2 separate regions of the Homo sapiens genome follow, and region 1 is linked to region 2. The links are chromatin loops, found by intact Hi-C in ENCODE. Cell type or tissue: endothelial cell of umbilical vein. All regions are shown on one strand. Links, peaks and the distances in the headings refer to the core of each region. The heading gives the core; the rest is flanking DNA.

Region 1 (8,346 bases), core at 193-8,192, 210 kb before region 2:
GATTGTAGGTTTCCTGAGGCCTCCCCAGCCATGCTGAAGCGTGAGTCAATTAAACCTCTTTCCTTTATAAATTATCCAGTCTCGGGTATGTCTTTATTAGCAGTGTGAGAATGGACTAATACACTGTCTCTACAAAAAATAAAAAAAATTAGCAAGGTGTGGTAGCATGCACCTGTAGTCCCAGCTATTTGGGAGGCTGAGGTGGGAGAATCCCTTGAGCCCAGGAGCAGGAGGCTGCAGTGAGCTATGCCCTCTAGCCTGGGTGACAGAGCAAGACCAGGAAATTCACACTTAATCAGAATCAATAATTGATAGAAGACCTTGTAGGAGCTTCAGTAAAAGAGAGGCTTTCAGTCTTTTTCTGAGATTATGGAAATAAAGGTATGAGGAAGATGGGATTGTTGCAGCCATCTTGCTACCATAACAGCAGACAGCCTGATGAGGAAATCCCAAAGAGGCAGAGTCAACCTAGGTCCTAGTGTTCTAGTTTGACCTAAGTCAGGCTGTGCCTGATGCCAGCCCTAACTGAAGGCTTCAGTTATAGGGCCTACATACTCTTTTTCCTTTTTGCTAAGTTTAGTTTGATAGCTCAGCTGATACAGAGGCACACAGTGCAGTGTGACTCTCGACAAATACCCCTGGGCCAACTGACATGGTAGATTTGCTGAATTAGTTTGTTGATGTTAGGCAAGAATTGTGTTTGGCTGACAGTAACATGGACATCAACAGTGACTTATGTACCCAAGAGTTTATTCTCTCATATGCAATAAGCGCAGAGTTTGGCAGTTCAGACTGGGGTATAGGGGCCCTGCAAAGGCCTAGGCTTATTCTACCTTTTTTGTTTCACTATCCTAGACATAGATTACATTCCCAGTATTAATCTCACAGTCCAATGTACTATTGGACTCCAGCCATTATGTCTGTGTTTGAGGCAGAAGGGAGGAAGGAAAGAGGAAGAAGAGAAGAGTGTACATTCCAGCTAAATCAACATCCTTTAACCATTCTTCCCCAAAGGCCCACCTATTTGCATATTATTGCCCAAAATTTAATATTATAACTGTATCTGGAATATACTTATAAATGTATTATTTTAGATGGTGATATAGCTACATGTGGCAGACTGAATAGTGCCCACCCTAATCCCTGAAACCTGTGAATATGTTATTTTATATGGAAAAGGGGCTTTGCTGGTGTGATCACATTAAGAATCTTGAGATAGGGAGATTGTATTAGTCTATTCTCATGCTGCTAATAAAGACATACCTGAGACTGGGTAATTTATTTATTCATTTATTTTTGAGACAGAGTCTCGCTTTGTTGCCCAGGTTGGAGTGCAATGACACGGTCTCAGTTCACTGCAACCTCCACCTCCCGCGTTCAAGTGATTCTCCTGCCTCAGCCTCCCGAGTATCTGGGACTACAGGTGGGTGCCACCACACCCTGCTAATTTTTTGTATTTTTTTTTTTTTTAGTAGAGACGGGGTTTCACAGTGTTAGCCAGGATGGTCTTGATCTCCTGACCTCGTGATCCACCCACCTTGGCCTTCCAAAGTGCTGAGATTACAGGCGTGAGCCACTGCACCTGGCCAAAACTGGGCAATTTATAAAGAAACAGAGGTTTAATGGACTCACAGTTCCACATGGCTGGGGAGGCCTCATGATCATGGTAGAAGGCGAAGGAGGAGCAAAGGCATATCTTACGTGGTGGCAGGGAAGAGGTCATGTGCAGAGGAACTGCCCTTTATAAAACCATCAGATCTTGTGAAACGTATTCATTACCATGAGAACAGCATGGGAAAAACCTGCCCCCATGATTCAATTACCTCCCACTGGGTCCCTCCCATGACATGTGGGGATTATAAGAGCTAAAATTCAAGATGAGATTTTGGTGGGGACACAGCCAAACCATATCAGAGATTATCTTGAATTATCCAGATGGGGCCATTGTAATCACAAGGATCCTTATAAGACAGAAGAAAGAGGGTTAAAAGCAGAAGAAGGAAATAGAAGTTGGACAATGAAAATAGAGATTGAAAATAGAGGTTGGGGTGATGAGTTTTGAAAATGGAAGAAAGAGTCTCAGGCAAAAGGAGATAGGTGACCTTTAGAAGCTAGAAAGGACAAGGAAATAGAGTCAACAGAAGGTAGACCAGCTGACACCTTGACTTTAGTCCAGTGAAGCTGATTTCAGACTTCTGACTTCCAGGACTGCAAGATTATAAATTTGTGGCTTTTTAAAGCCATCAAATTTATGGTCATTTGTTACAGCAGCTGCAGGAAACTAATGAATTGCACCAGATGAAGTCAATATTCTGTTACCAAGGAAATAGACTCTATCAGTTTCTGCTGGAGTGGTAGGTAAAAAATGTCTGAAGTGTTGTGCATTTCCCAAACTCACTGCTCCTTGGGTGCAGCCAGTTGAGAAGACAATTACCATTACATTCTTCTAACCATAAAAGCGTGGGTCCTCTAGGCCGGGCATGGTGGCTTATCCCAGCACTTTGGGAGGCTGAGACATGCAGATCACGAGGTCAAGAGATTGAGACCATCCTGGCCAATGTGGTGAAACTCTGTCTCCACTAAAAATACAAAAATTAGCTGGGCGTGGTGGCACACGCCAGTAGTCCCAGCTACCTGGGGGGCTGAGGCAGGAGAACTGCTTGAACCCGGGAGGCATAGGTTGCAGTGAGCTGAGATTGCGCCACAGCATTCCAGCCTGGTGACAGAGCAAGACTCTGTCTCAAAAAAAAAAAAAAGTATGGGTCATCTAAAAAGATAATTGCCTTAAGTCAATGCACTTTAATTTGGAACCACATTGGTGGAAAAGTCCCCACATTGTCATTTTCATCAATTCTTTAGCTCATAAGAGGCCTTTTTTTTTTTCTGGTGGTAATGGTGGAGTGAGGAAGAGGAGTAATAGCACCTTATATTTGCCACAGCTTTAGTTAATAAAAGAAAAAAATAAATATTTGCAACTGGATTTCAAGAAGTGGTTAGAGAGCTTATAGTTATATTAGAAAAGCTACCAATGAAAGTCTGATTGTCATGAATACAATGGTTACAAAAAGAGTATTTGGACAATTTTAATCGCAGTGTAATTTTCTAATGTTGTTGATACATACTAAGCATTTTGGAGAAGTTTGCATGTTGAATGTCAATGAAGTCATAATGAACCAGCATTCTTCCCCTAAATGGGAAGGCCAGGAAGGTTTTCCTGTGTCTTTTGACAGCTGAGTGGTAAGACAAAACTTGTTATAAATAAACTAAATGAAAAGAATCAAATGCGTAAAATAATAAACTATTCATTACTAAAAATAATTATATTATGCTCAGAGAAAAACAATATTTTCTTTAAAAGAGTTAAGGCAAAGTGAAAAGAAATTCATTATTGTGAGGTTTCTTTAATGCTCATTAGTTTCATTTCTTGAATGATGTTTAAACAAAGTCCCTCTGGCATGGCAACCGTTGCCAGATAGGGCTTAGCTTCCTAAGGAGTTCATTGAGATAAGAGGCTGCTTTTAATCAACAAGCTAAAGGAACCAGATGTAGCCAGTAGGCTGAGCACACAATATTTGGTCCCACAAGTCAACAGCCAGACAAAATAAACAAAAACCAAAGCGGCCATGGTGCAGATCTCTGTCCATATGCAAAGCTGAGAAAAATGCTGGCTTTCAAATGGGGAGCTGCTGGCACCGTGGTAGTTTCTTAGATGTCCCTCAGGCCTGATTTGATGATTTTCCTCCAATAGTGTGACCCCCTTAGCTTATTTTGGTATAAAGTCAGCTAAATAAGACTACAGGAAAATAGTATTGTGTGTGCATAATTTTATTTTTATAAAATAAAATTAACAAGTTTAACCATCTTTTTTAAAATACAAAGTTCAGTGGCATTAAGTACATTCACATTGTTTTGCAACCATCACCACCATTCAGCTCCAGAACTTTTTCACCTTTCCAAAACAAATCTCTGTATTCATTAAGCAACAACTCCACTTCCGTGCCCCCCGCAAGATCTTAGCAACCACAATTATACTTTCTGTTTCTATAAATTTGGCTACTCTAGGTATCTCATATAAATAGAATCATACAATATTTTTCCTGTTGTGTCTGGCTTATTTCACTTGGACTAATATCGTAGCATGAGTCAAGATTTCCTTCCTTTTTAGGATAAATAATATTCCTTTGTAGGTACATGCCACATTTTATTTGTCCATTCCACTGTTGATGGACATTTGTGTTGTTTCCACCTTTTGGCTGTTATGAATAATGCTGCTGTGAACATTGGCATATAAATATCTGTTCACATAGGAGCATGGTTTTTAACTATGGAAGTTACAATTCACCTGGGACATATTCTCAAAATATGTATGACAAGAAAGTGGGAGGAGACTGTCTTAGTCTGTTTGGGCTGCTATAACAAAATACCATAAACTGGGTAGCTTATAAACAACAGAAATTTATTTCTCACAGTTCTGGAGGCTGAGAAGTCCAAGATCCCATCCCCAGCAGAGCTGGTATCCGGTAAGGACCCATTTCCTGGTTCATAAATGGTATCTTCTAGCTGTGTCTTTGCATGGTGAAAGAGGCAAACAAGATACCTGGGCTTTTTTTTTTTTTTTAAATAAGGGTACCGATTTCATTTATGAGGGCTCTTCCATCATTACCTAATCACCTTCCAAAGGCCCCACCACCTAACACTATCACACTAGGCATTAGGTTTTAATGTAGGAATTTTGGAGGGACCCAAACATTCAGAGCACAGCAGAGACTCTAAGTATAGAGGCTTTGATTCAGTGTGTGTGGTGATTCCAAGGCACACATCTGGTTACAAATCACTGCTCTTATGTATCAAGAAGACATATAAACATATAAATAATGAGATTAAAAATTGAAACACATCAATGGGACTCTCCAGAAATAGCCAAGCTTAGGAAATGATTTCTAAGCATTTTTGTGAATGGGAAAAGAGTGTTATCATCCAGAAAAGTGTTATGTTTCATCTGGAAGATATCCGAAAATGATAAGAGGCTAATGTAAAATAGTTGTAACACTGGATGTTATTACTTGAAATAATGTCACGGAAGAAGCGTTTAGTACTATCAATGAGTATCCCCTTGGAGAAGTTGGGTGGTAGTTTGTCAGTAGGTCTATAGCATTTTCCGAAAGAGAGCAAGCTTTGGTTCTAAAAGTGGTACTGGTAATTTTTAAAAATTTTTCATTGGCTTCCAATATAAATACAAAAGGTAAGCCCCTATTGTAAATGTACGGCTCAATAAAGTTTCACAAATGAATCTACCTGTATAACTAGCACCAAGATTATATAAGGTAACATCACCAGCTTCCCAGAATCCCCTCTCATGGTTCTCTTTCAATCATAACCTCCCCACCCAAGGTAATTGCTATCCTGACCATACAATATATGCTTTTTTGTGTCTTTTTTCGCTCAACATTACGCTTGGGAGATTCAACCATATTGTTTCAGACAATGGTTGTACAGACCTTGACTTAACAATGGTTCTACTTATTATTTTTCCACTTTACCATGGTGCAAAAGCAACATGCATTCAGTATGTACCTCAACTTATGATGCAGTTATATCTGGATAAACTTGTTGTAAGTTGAAAATATTGTAAGTCAAAACCCACTTTCAACTTACAATGGTTTTATTGGAATGTAACCCCATCATAAGTCAAGACGTATTGGTATGTAGTTATAATTTGTTTATCCCTATTACTGTATAGTGTTCCCTGTAGGTACTGTGTTTGCTTTTGTTTTTTGTTTTTTAAATGTAGGCATATACTTGTGTATATAACAGCAATTCATATGTCAACATAAATTCATGGGAAACTCCCTTAAAAATATCCAGCGCCTCTAGTTCTAACTCTGTGCTCAACACGATACAAACATCTGATCTGTTATTTCAGATTCTAAACAGTATTACCCACCAGAAGGGAGAACCCTGGGTGGATGGCCTAATAGTTTTGATGCCAGAGATTTTCTTCTGCAAGTTAATAAATTGAATTTTGGAATTATCACTCAGTGTCCTATGGGTTTGTTTGACATAAATAGATTCCCTATGGTTCCATTATCTCCAGGTAAATTGATAAAATTAAAATTTTTGAACCTTCAAAATGTAAGTAAAAATTCTCAATGAAGCTAGGTCTCAAATGACCTGATGGCAATTGATTTGGTTTGTATTGACTCAAACTCTATTAATCTGAACTGTAAAGACTGTCTACTCTAAATGTACTTCTAACTGTGTCTGAATCTATCATTTCTTGGAGTGTAAATATCCTGAAAAAGAATGTCTGTCAAAAGCTCAGCAGAAAATAGAAGGCATGTTGAGCTGGGATGTTGTACATAATGTCATGAAACATCTATTCGCAGAGGCTTGGGCAGGGTTAAGAAAACTAACAAGGAATGTTGAAGCACCCAGGGATCTGCAACACTGGGATGCTGCTACTATTCATAGGCACAAAGGGAGGAGGGAAGGCAAGGATGTCCCTGGAGTCCAGAGAGGGCTGGGGCAGTGGAAGGGGCATGGACTGACAGGAGGGATGCTGGACCTGCATCACCAAGTCGAGGAGGAAGTTGGGGAGGAAAAAATCACTCTCACTTTTCTTTTCTTTCTTTCTTTCTTTCTTTTTTTTTTTTTTTTGAGACAGAAGCTCACTCTGTTGCCCAGGCTGGAGTGCAGTGGCACGATCTCAGCTCACCACAACCTCTGCCTTCTGGGTTCAAGTGATTCTCCTGCGTCAGCCTCCCAAGTAGCTGGCACTACGGGTGCGTGCCACAATGCCCAGCTGATTTTTGTATTTTTAGTAGAGACAGGGTTTCACCATGTTGGCCAGGATGGTCTCCATCTCTTGACCTTGCGTTCTGCCCGCCTCGGCCTCCCAAAGTGCTGGGATTACAGACATGAGCCACCGCGCCCGGCCACTCTCAGTTTTCTCTCTCCCTCCTCTCCAACCTCCCCCAGTTCCAGAGGGCAAGAGAGCCTGTTGTGCAGTCCATAGTGTCAGCCTTTCAGGACTCAAAGAAGGGCAGGGAAGGGTAGAACATGGGTCCCAGAGAATTGGCTTGGCATAAGAGACAACCAGTGCCAAAGGATAAGTTTTGTGTAGTATAACATTGGCACAGGACATAGGTAAAGAATAACACTAAAAATGACACCATAATTAAAATTCTTAATTTTATATGATTTTTCTAGGACCTCACACTTTAAATTTAGCAATGTATTTTCTATGTTTCTGTTTCAATTTAGCTCTCCTTAGATTAATTGCTGCATCAGCTGTCACCTCTGTGTCCTAAATCACAACATAGACTCCTTGGCCCAAGTTTCAGTAATGATACAGCTTCTGGGAAAGGTCTTTCCTTTGGCCAAAAACTGTAGCATCACCCAGTCTTCTTCTCAACAAACAGAATCAAGTTTTAGGTTAGAATTTGGAGCCAAGGGGAATTGCTGAGTTGATCTGATATATTTTTCTATAAACAAGAAAAAATAGGTAAATTATATTATACATTTTGGATTTTTTAAAGCATTCACTATATGTATATATACACATATATACATATATACACATATGTACATACATACACATATATACACATATACACACACATACACACACACACACACACACACACATATATATATATTTTTTAGACAGACTCTTGCTCTGTCACCCAAGCTGGAGTGCAGTGGCACGATCTCGGCTCACTGCAACCTCCACCTCCCAGGTTCAAGCAATTCTCCTGCCTCTGCCTCCTGAGTAGCTGCGATTCAGGCACCCACCGCCACACGCCTGGCTAATTTTGTATTTTTAGTAGAGACGCGGTTTCACCATGTTGGCCAGGCTGGTCTCGAACTCATGACCTCATGTGACCTCAGCCTCCCAAATTGCTGGAATTACAGGTATAAGCCATCTTGCCCAGCTGATATTTCTTAGATGCATAATTATGCTTAAGAGATTCACCCATATTGTTATAGATGGTAACCAAATATTAGAGGATAATAACCAAAGTATTATCCTCTCAGGGATCTCTTTCTATATGTTTGTTTATTTTGCCTTCTCATCTCAGGAAGTCGTGAAGATATATATTCATTCAAAAAGTGATTTGGGGATTTTCCTATATAAATATTACTGAAAATGCTATAAGGGGGTAGTAGCATCATGAAATATACTAACAAATAAAAACAATAAGAAGGTAAGAAACTTTAAAAAAACGATTTAAACAAATGCAAAAGAAATCTGAGCAAGCGAGTAATTTGAATGAGAGTGAGATTAATTTGAGGTGTCTTCAGGAAAGAAGTAATTTTAAAGCTATCTTAGCTTAACACAAGAGA
Region 2 (8,346 bases), core at 263-8,262:
GCAGAGCTTGCAGCGAGCCGAGATTGCACCACTGCACTCCAGGCTGGGTGACAGAGCGAGACTATGTCTCAAAAAAAAAAAAAAAAAAAAAAAGAGAAGAAAAAAGAAAAAAAAAGAAATATTACCAACAGGATGATTATAAGAATGGATCAGGGAATCTGGCAGGATAAGGAGGAAATTGATAACTGGGGGTGATTAATGGAGAAAAAGTGGATTGGAGAGCTTGAGATGGAAGGGTTTCTGTAGTGGGAGCACTGGAACTGGTGACCTGGAAGATCAGGAAATGTTTGAATGCAGAAATGTGCCAAAAGACAGGAAACATTTTCCAAGATGATAAAAATCTCAGTAGTGAAAATCTCTTTGGGGTTTAATGTATTTTGAGGCTTTCACCACAATTAAAAAGTGACACTAATTCTGAAGTTACAGATCTTTGACTAGGGGAGGCAGTAGAAGACCCTCTGAACCTTCCTGGCTGGTCAGGACAAGCTTACTGGGTTTTGGGAAATAAAAACATCATTTTCTTCTCCTAGAAGGTCTAGGAAGAGACTTTGAAGAATCTCTTTATTACAGAATCCTAGCAGACATGACAGAGAGAGGCATGACTAATGCTTAGGCAAGTAAGTATATATTCATGGGGCAAATCATAGGGAGAATTATGCTTTTTAACTATTAAAGTTCATGTAATGGGACTTACGCCCAGTCTCCAACTCAAGTGCCATGTTTCTCCTCAATTATTACAAAAATCAAGAGTATCCTATGTGGATACTACAAGTTGCTAAGCTCTTTATTGTATGGATTCAAACAGAAGACTTTTTTCTGGCACTCAATTGCATTTAGTAAAAATGTAGTATAACATGGTTAGCCAACCATAGCCATTGCATGGTTCCATTATATATTACTAGAGTGTTTTTCTCAGATGAATGTGAGGCCTAAAACACTCACAGTGACATAATTTCACAAGAAATTCTGGGTTCTATAGAGAAGGTTGGCAGTGTGATGCTGAAATATGTAACAGGCCTGAAATACAACCTGAAGGAATACTTGAAGAAGTGTCTGGCTTTCTGCTACATATCTTAAGCAGGAAGACAGACATGTTCTTTTTTGTTATTATTATTTCCTTCAAAAGATCTGAGGATCTGTTACATGAGGTCATTCTTCTTCCCTGTGTACTTCCTTAGGCTGACTGGTCTTATAGCCACGATTATCTTCCCTGCAGAGAATGAATTTTCCAGAATGTTTTGGTTCATTTCCTTGAGAGCTTTTAAGCTTTAGAATTTTTTCACAGACTAGGTTAGCTGTAAAACTTTAGGAAAGTGACTCAGTCTTCTTAAATAAATAATGTAAGCCACTGAGTACTTTGTAATCAAGTCACATTTTGCAGAAATGAGCTGCATAGTATAAATGTCTTTTTAAAAGTACATTAAAAATTATGGGCATCTTGAAGGTTTGTGTTTACTGTATCTCTCATATGAGGAGATGCATTTTTAATGACAGATCCTACCTTTCCCTGGAAGTCTTTTTAATAGTCTCTATGGATACCCTATGTGGAAAGCAGAAACACTTAAGCATCTGTTGCTTTATTACTGTGATCATGTTCCTGAACATGTATCTGTTAAATACTTTCTTGTACATTACGTCAGCTGTCAAATGCAGTATCAAAATACAGCATTTAGTTGAGTGACATTTTAGTAGCCTGTGGCTATTTAGTACTTATTTGCTCTTTCTATGCCTATGTCTGTGTCCTACCCAGCACAGTTAAAATTGGTCATCAGTGGAAAGAATGACAGAAGAATAAGAATCCCAAGGTGGACAGGTGTGGTGGCTCATGCCTATAATCCCAGCACTTGGGAGGCCAAGGTGGGCGGATCACCTGAGGTCAGGAGTTCAATATGAGCCTGGCCAACATAGTGAAACTCCGTCTCTACGAAAAATACAAAAATTAGCCAAGCATGGTAGTGCGCGCCTGTAATCCCAGCTACTCGGGAGGCTGAGGCACAAGAATTGCTTGAGCCCAGAAGGCGGAGGTTGCAGTGAGCTGAGATCGTGCCACTGCACTCCAGCCTGGGTGACAGAGCGAGACTCTGTCTCAAAAAAAAAAAAAAAAAAAAATTCCCAAGGCAAGGAATCTGTTTGTTAATTGATTACTTTATTTGATTTACAATATTCACATTTCCAAGTATGTATTTGACCTCCCAAATTAAATTGTTAGCTATAGAAATTTTGTTCGTTCTCTTACAGTTTGTTTTTTGAGTTTCAGGACTATTGTTAAAGGTATACTGTGACAATGTGTATTAGATACCATGAAAAATATATCATTGAATATGCTGTATCACTCACACTGACAAAAAGCTGTTAAATAAATAACAGAGAAACATTATGGAACATAATATCTGTCAGGGGGACTGAATCAGTGAAGGAAAAGTAGCCAAAGTAACCCATGATGTGGAGGTGCACCATGCACACTATTAATGGCTCAGAGTCTCTCACTCTTATTCCCATGTTAGACAACTATTTCAAAGTTTCTTTGACTAAGAATAAAAAGTAAATCTCTTGCAAGCCATCCCCCCAGAAATGAAACTCAAGGTCTGTTAAAGGGCCAGTATATAGCTGCACAATTATCAAATTTCTGAGCTAAAGCTTGTCATTTCTTTTTTCCTTTAGTAACTTATTATGGCAAGTTTCCCTCTTTTTTTTTTTTTTTTTTTTTTTTTTGAGACAGAGTCTCACTCTGTTGCCCAGGCAGGAGTGCAGTGGTGCCATCTCGGCTCACTGCAAGCTCCGCCTCCCAGATTCATGCCATTCTCCTGCCTCAGCCTCCCGAGTAGCTGGGACTACAGGCGCCCGCCACCACGTCCGGCTAATTTTTTTGTATTTTTAGTAGAGACACGGTTTCACCATGTTAGCCAGGATGGTCTCGATCTCCTGACCTTGTGATCCGCCCGCCTCAGCCTCCCAAAGTGCTGGGATTACAGGCGTGAGCCACCGCGCCTGGCAAGTTTCCCTTCTTATGACGCCTAGTTATTTTTGGTACCCTCTCCATTTGAGAACATAGTAGGTCCTTGATTCCATGTCTTAACTTATCTGAGGGATTTTGTTTTCCATTGGAAATCATATTGGTGAAGAAAATATTCTCATTAGTAAAAATTTTTTCTCTAAGATTATAAATGAAAGCTCTTTAAATGTTCATTTTAAAACATCCTGAATATTCACATCTGTGTGATATACAGGATGAATATATACCCTGACTGTGTATTCACTCCTGTGTATATAAAACATCTGTGAAAGGTATATGTCACCTGAACCTAATATTTTGAAATATTTGACAAAAAGAACAACTGATCCATATTTTTTGAGGTAGCGTTTTTAAAGAAAAATTCTATTTAAAAATTCCAGAAGAGTATTGTATTTTTCATAAAATTTCAAATAATACTAATTGTTTCCCTTTCTTCACCAAAGGAAAGAAGTGTTAATGGTGGATTATATATAATAATACACACAGAGAAACACATATGCACAAGTGTACTTTTAAACAAAAATGTATTATGTTATATGCATTCTTCTGTAAATAGTTGCTTCTACTTTGCAATATGCCTTAGACATCAATCCATCTCAATATTCATTGTTTATAACTTCTTGATAGTACTCCTTAATATGCTTGTACTATAATTTCTTTAACCATTACCCTATTAATGGTCCTTTGGGTTGGTCTTAATATTTGATATTACAAATAGTGCTGCAGTAAACATCCCTACACTTACATTTTTGAGCATTTGTGTCAGTATTTCAAAAAACAATTTCTAGGCATGAAACTGCTGAGGCAAAGAATGTGCGCATTTAATTTGAGACATACTGATAAATATCCCTACAGAAATGTTGTTTCAGTTTCCGGAAGTCTGTTATTAATCATGAAACGAAATAAATTAGAAGTTTCTCAAATGATAGGAATTACAAGTCTGCTGAATGATTAGGGCATATATCACAGATGAAGTTTTATAACTCTTTTTGGTTTTGTATAAATTTAAAATTTATATTTTAAGTAGACACAAGTTGAATACAAGACATGGAAATTATTTTAGCTCTTTTTTTTTTTTTGCATTTTGTGGGAATGGGGGTTAGTGGCTCAGAGAGAGGAGAGGGCAAAAGAGTCACTATTTGGTCTTGGAAATGGAGAAATGTAGGTGAGTGAAAGCATCTTTATAAGAATATGCTTTCTGGAACAAGATGATGTTTAGTAAGGTTTTCATGATTTTCAAGTAAACCAGCTGTGACTGGGATTCAGTCCAAGAAGGTCTTTGTGCTGGGACAATACAGATCTTTAGGCTATGGAATAGGAGTAGAACAACAAAATTTCCTGTGCATATTTGGTTTATAAAAATAACCTCTTTGAAAGCACATTTTAAGTTTCAAGTATCCCGTGCTTCTGAACTATTTCTAGGCTATCCTGTTTCAGTCAAAGGGCTTGATTTTAATACAATACCTAAGCTTATCTTTTCACTCAAGAGCAAAAATTCTATATCTTTTCCAGAGTTATGCAGGCATTAGTCATATACTCTACTCTCCTTCCCCGCCAACACGAAAATCCTTCCTCTGTCTGTCCCATTTCCTCACTGATGTATGTAACAGGAGTGATGCAATTTCTTTGCAATGTTGGCAGTTATAATTAGGCTATCTCTTTTGGAAAGGCCTCAAGAATCCCATAGTGAAGGCTGCAAAGGCACCACATGCTTTTTTATTCACTGTGTGATTAGAAAAATTATTGAAAATTTGAGATTTGATTCTTAGACCTATGAAGAAGCTCTTGTGAAACTGGCCTGAGAAAGGGAGCCAGTTAATTTCTTTATAAGACAAATTTCTCCATGCTTTCAGATTCCAGCATATTTTATTATTTTAGCAGGCACCCAGTTATTAATTACTGTAGTAATTCAGTTAAATATAAGATTGTTGAGTGCTCCTTAGGACCTTCTCCAGGAGTCTACTTAATTCCTGAGGACCCTTTCTTATACTAATACTGGGCTTGGCAGTATCTGGTGCACTATTCCCTCACCTAGGAAATGTCAGTAGACACAGCTGTGAAAGGCTATTTAACTGTTTGTTCAAAGATACGTTAATACTTGCTTATAATTTGAAGTATTCTTTTGAAAACTAGTTAGGCCTACGGTTCTATCTGTCAGTCCTACTTAGGAGACTGTGTGGTTAGAAAGAACAATAGCATTGGTGTTCAAATAGGCCTGTGTTTTGAATCCCACTTTTGTTTTTGTTACCTACTACAGTGGCTTCAGCTTGGGCAGGTTATGTCAGATGGGTATCATAACTCCTGTAGGACTAGAGAAAGAAGTGAGCAAATGTTTGTAACATGCATAACACCACACTTAACTTGGGGGAAGAGCTGGATCAGCAATCGTTGTTCTCTTCATTAGCACTTCCTTCTCAGTTTTGGGGAATCCTTAAAATAGTGCTTCCCAGAGTGTTCCACAAGGGTATTCCTGCTGCAGAAGATCATAAGCCCTCTGGCCTCTGGCAGTTTAGCCCAGAGTAGTCTGCTGCCAGGGGGAAATGACTTGAAGTCTTGTTTTACTTTAACCTCTTTGTAATATACATATGTTTTCATGCAGAAATGATGTTAGAATTACCAATTGAATAACTTAATGTAACTTGATGTTTCCCCTTCTTCAAATCCTTGGGGAAAAAATTAGCCTCCAAAAGTATGCTCCACACTTCTAATGGGGCTGAGTCTGGGGAAGCCCATTAGTAGTGCTTCCGGAGTGTACATGCTCAACCTGAGAACCATACCCAAGAGAAGCTCTGGAGATTAAGAATAGATTTTGGGGGCCAATATGTCATCATGAATTGAAATAAAATCATATAATAACATTGGATTGTAAATATATGTTGGTTTAGAAGCCATACTTTTGTCTCTATTTTTTGTTTTTAAAGAGACAGGGTCTCCCTCTCTTGCCCAGGCTGGAGTGCAGTGGTGAAATCACAGCTCACTGCAGCCTCTAACTCCTGGGCTCAAGCCATCCTCCCACATCACCCTCCCAAATGCAAGTAGCTGGGACTACAGGCGTGCACCACCATGCTTAGCTCAGTATTTTTAAAAATTTTATTTCTCCTCAGAGTTATTGAGCTTCTGTATCTGCAGAATAACGTGAGTCTTTTGCTCTCACTGGGGAAACCAGATATGGGGATACAAGGTATCAGAAGATTCATAGCTACATGCAGTGGCATATGATTAGGTGAGAAATGGTGGTGTGGATCATAAATAACATGTTTAATAGAGAAAGATGCCACCTTGGACCGAAAGCCAGAGGTGGTTTCTTCGAGGTGCATAGATAACTTGATGAGTTTGGAGAATGGGTGGGATTTGATTGGTTGGAAAACAAGGCATCTTGGGATATTTCTTCTTTTCCATTCTCATAGCTATTACTAAATCTTACTGCTTATGTTTTCCACCAGCTCCTGAAACACTAATTTATTTGAACCTATGGCAATATCTCTTGTTTTTGAAAAGACCTGTAGTAATGGTATAACATTTTTGTTAAATGTGTTTATTTAAAACTGTCACATTTTACTATATGTCTGTGTTTCTCTGCATGCATAATCAAACAGTATTTTTTCCCACTGACTTGGCCATATTGTTCTGTCTTCAAAACCCTTAACCATTAACCTTTCTGATCAAATTATGAGTCTTTCCCATTTAGCTAAGATTATTTTCAGGCCAATGTATCCTCCCTACTCACATGCATGCATTTTGACTTCCCAGGCCATTTTCCCCTAACTCCCCCACCCACCCACAAACCCATCCAGCCACCTTTCCCCTACACTCACTTTTTTCCCCTTCTATTGTGTCCTTCCTTCTCCTTTGCTTGCCTGAAACCACCTACCTCTTATTATAAAAGACTCCACTTCCTGGTGAGGTATCTCGGAAGGGTATGCTTTCTGCAGGGCTGTTAGAACTTTGTGGAAATACTTTGGCTCAGTGCAGCTTTATTGAGCCCTTCCATGAATATCTTTGGGAGCAGGTGAGGAGGATGGGGTATATGAAGCAATGGTATTGGGACTGCTTTGAGTCTTAAAAGACTACATTGGAAGCATTTGGGAAACAATGTCTTGGCATATATGGAAGGAAATGATATCTAAACAGTTGGTGGAAATCCCAACCTAAAGAATTTAACAACTTCCAAGGGAAAACAGATTGTTGCAATTTACTTTCTTAATTTAAACGGGAAAACATGCCTTGGCCATTTTCAACTAATGATGCTGTCTGGTATTTGGTGGGGGACTAAAGGGGATTCTGTCACTATTATCTGGAGGTTGTATAGAGAGCCAGCGAAGCTGTTAAGCATAAATAGAATACATTTTTTAAAAATAATAAAAAGAAAAAACAAACCAAACTCACTTTTATCCTTGCCCTCCGCTGCCTTCACCCCAAAAAGAATTTAAGATTTCACAAAGCTACATCCCTAGAGGATGGCCAGAAGAGGTTTGTGTGTAGATCATTGAGATGATATAAAATGTGGTAGGTTCACATGGGCCCTAGGAAGTGAATGTCAGTAAGCCCTTCCAGATATGAATGTAAAGCTTTTCAGAAGAAGAGACATTTCTCTGGTACCTGCATCATATTAGGTGCTACCTTATGTTACCTTAGTTGGGACAGAAAGCAGGGACACACAGCAGTGTCTTTCCTCTGTCACACCAATCTGTCTAAACAGCTCTGATTCTTCCATATGTAGAAGAATTCCCAAAGACGGTTTTTTATTTTTGTTTTTTTTTTTTTTGTTTTGTTTTGTTTTGTTTTGTTGAGACGGAGTCTCGCTCTGTCCCCCAGGCTGGAGTGCAGTGGCGCCATCTCGGCTCACTGCAAGCTCCGCCTCCCGGGTTCACTCCTTCTCCTGCCTCAGCTTCCCGAGTAGGTGGGACTACAGGTGCCCGCCACCACGCCTGGCTATTTTTTTTTGTATTTTTAGTAGAGATGGGGCTTCACCATGTTAGCCAGGATGGTCTCAATCTCCTGACCTCGTGATCCGTCCGCCTCGGCCTCCCAGAGTGCTGGGATTACAGGTGTGAGACACCACACCCGGCCATTTTTTTTTTAATTGGAATATATGCAAACCTAGGTCTGTAATATTTTTGCAAGACAATAGTTTGCTGGAACTGGAGGGGACATTGCCACATCCCACCCAGGCCACTTTACTAATTCTTGTTTCCTTCTTGATCTCTGTTAACATTTCAGAGCCTCTAAGGAAATGCCTCTAGGCAAGGCTCTAGGTACCCAAAAACATTAGTCTGGGGCATATTTCTCCAAAAGGGGAAACAATAGAGATACATTGATAGCTTGCGTTGAAC

Evidence for each region. Peaks named below come from ENCODE experiments on the same cell type or tissue, not always from the same donor. Only the 100,000 strongest peaks of a DNase experiment are listed, where the experiment ranks them.
Region 1: a loop joins it to region 2, with 14 times the contacts of the local background. A loop is called at or near these places in 3 of 110 quality-filtered maps.

The regions. Positions count from the first base shown.
Region 1 is chr2:196,602,467-196,610,812 of GRCh38, reverse strand. No RefSeq gene overlaps it. Among named protein-coding and RNA genes, the nearest start is that of HECW2, 13 kb to the right of the region's middle. In endothelial cell of umbilical vein, for the core only: no CTCF peak of the experiment used is centred there; DNase peaks (open chromatin) are centred at 3,572 and 4,152; H3K27ac peaks cover 2,194 bases.
Region 2 is chr2:196,396,567-196,404,912 of GRCh38, reverse strand. The region is part of intron 2 of HECW2 (HECT, C2 and WW domain containing E3 ubiquitin protein ligase 2); the gene reads left to right. Among named protein-coding and RNA genes, the nearest start is that of HECW2-AS1, 140 kb to the right of the region's middle. RefSeq lists an enhancer at 4,414-4,708. In endothelial cell of umbilical vein, for the core only: no CTCF peak of the experiment used is centred there; DNase peaks (open chromatin) are centred at 422, 1,232, 4,472 and 5,172; H3K27ac peaks cover 4,680 bases.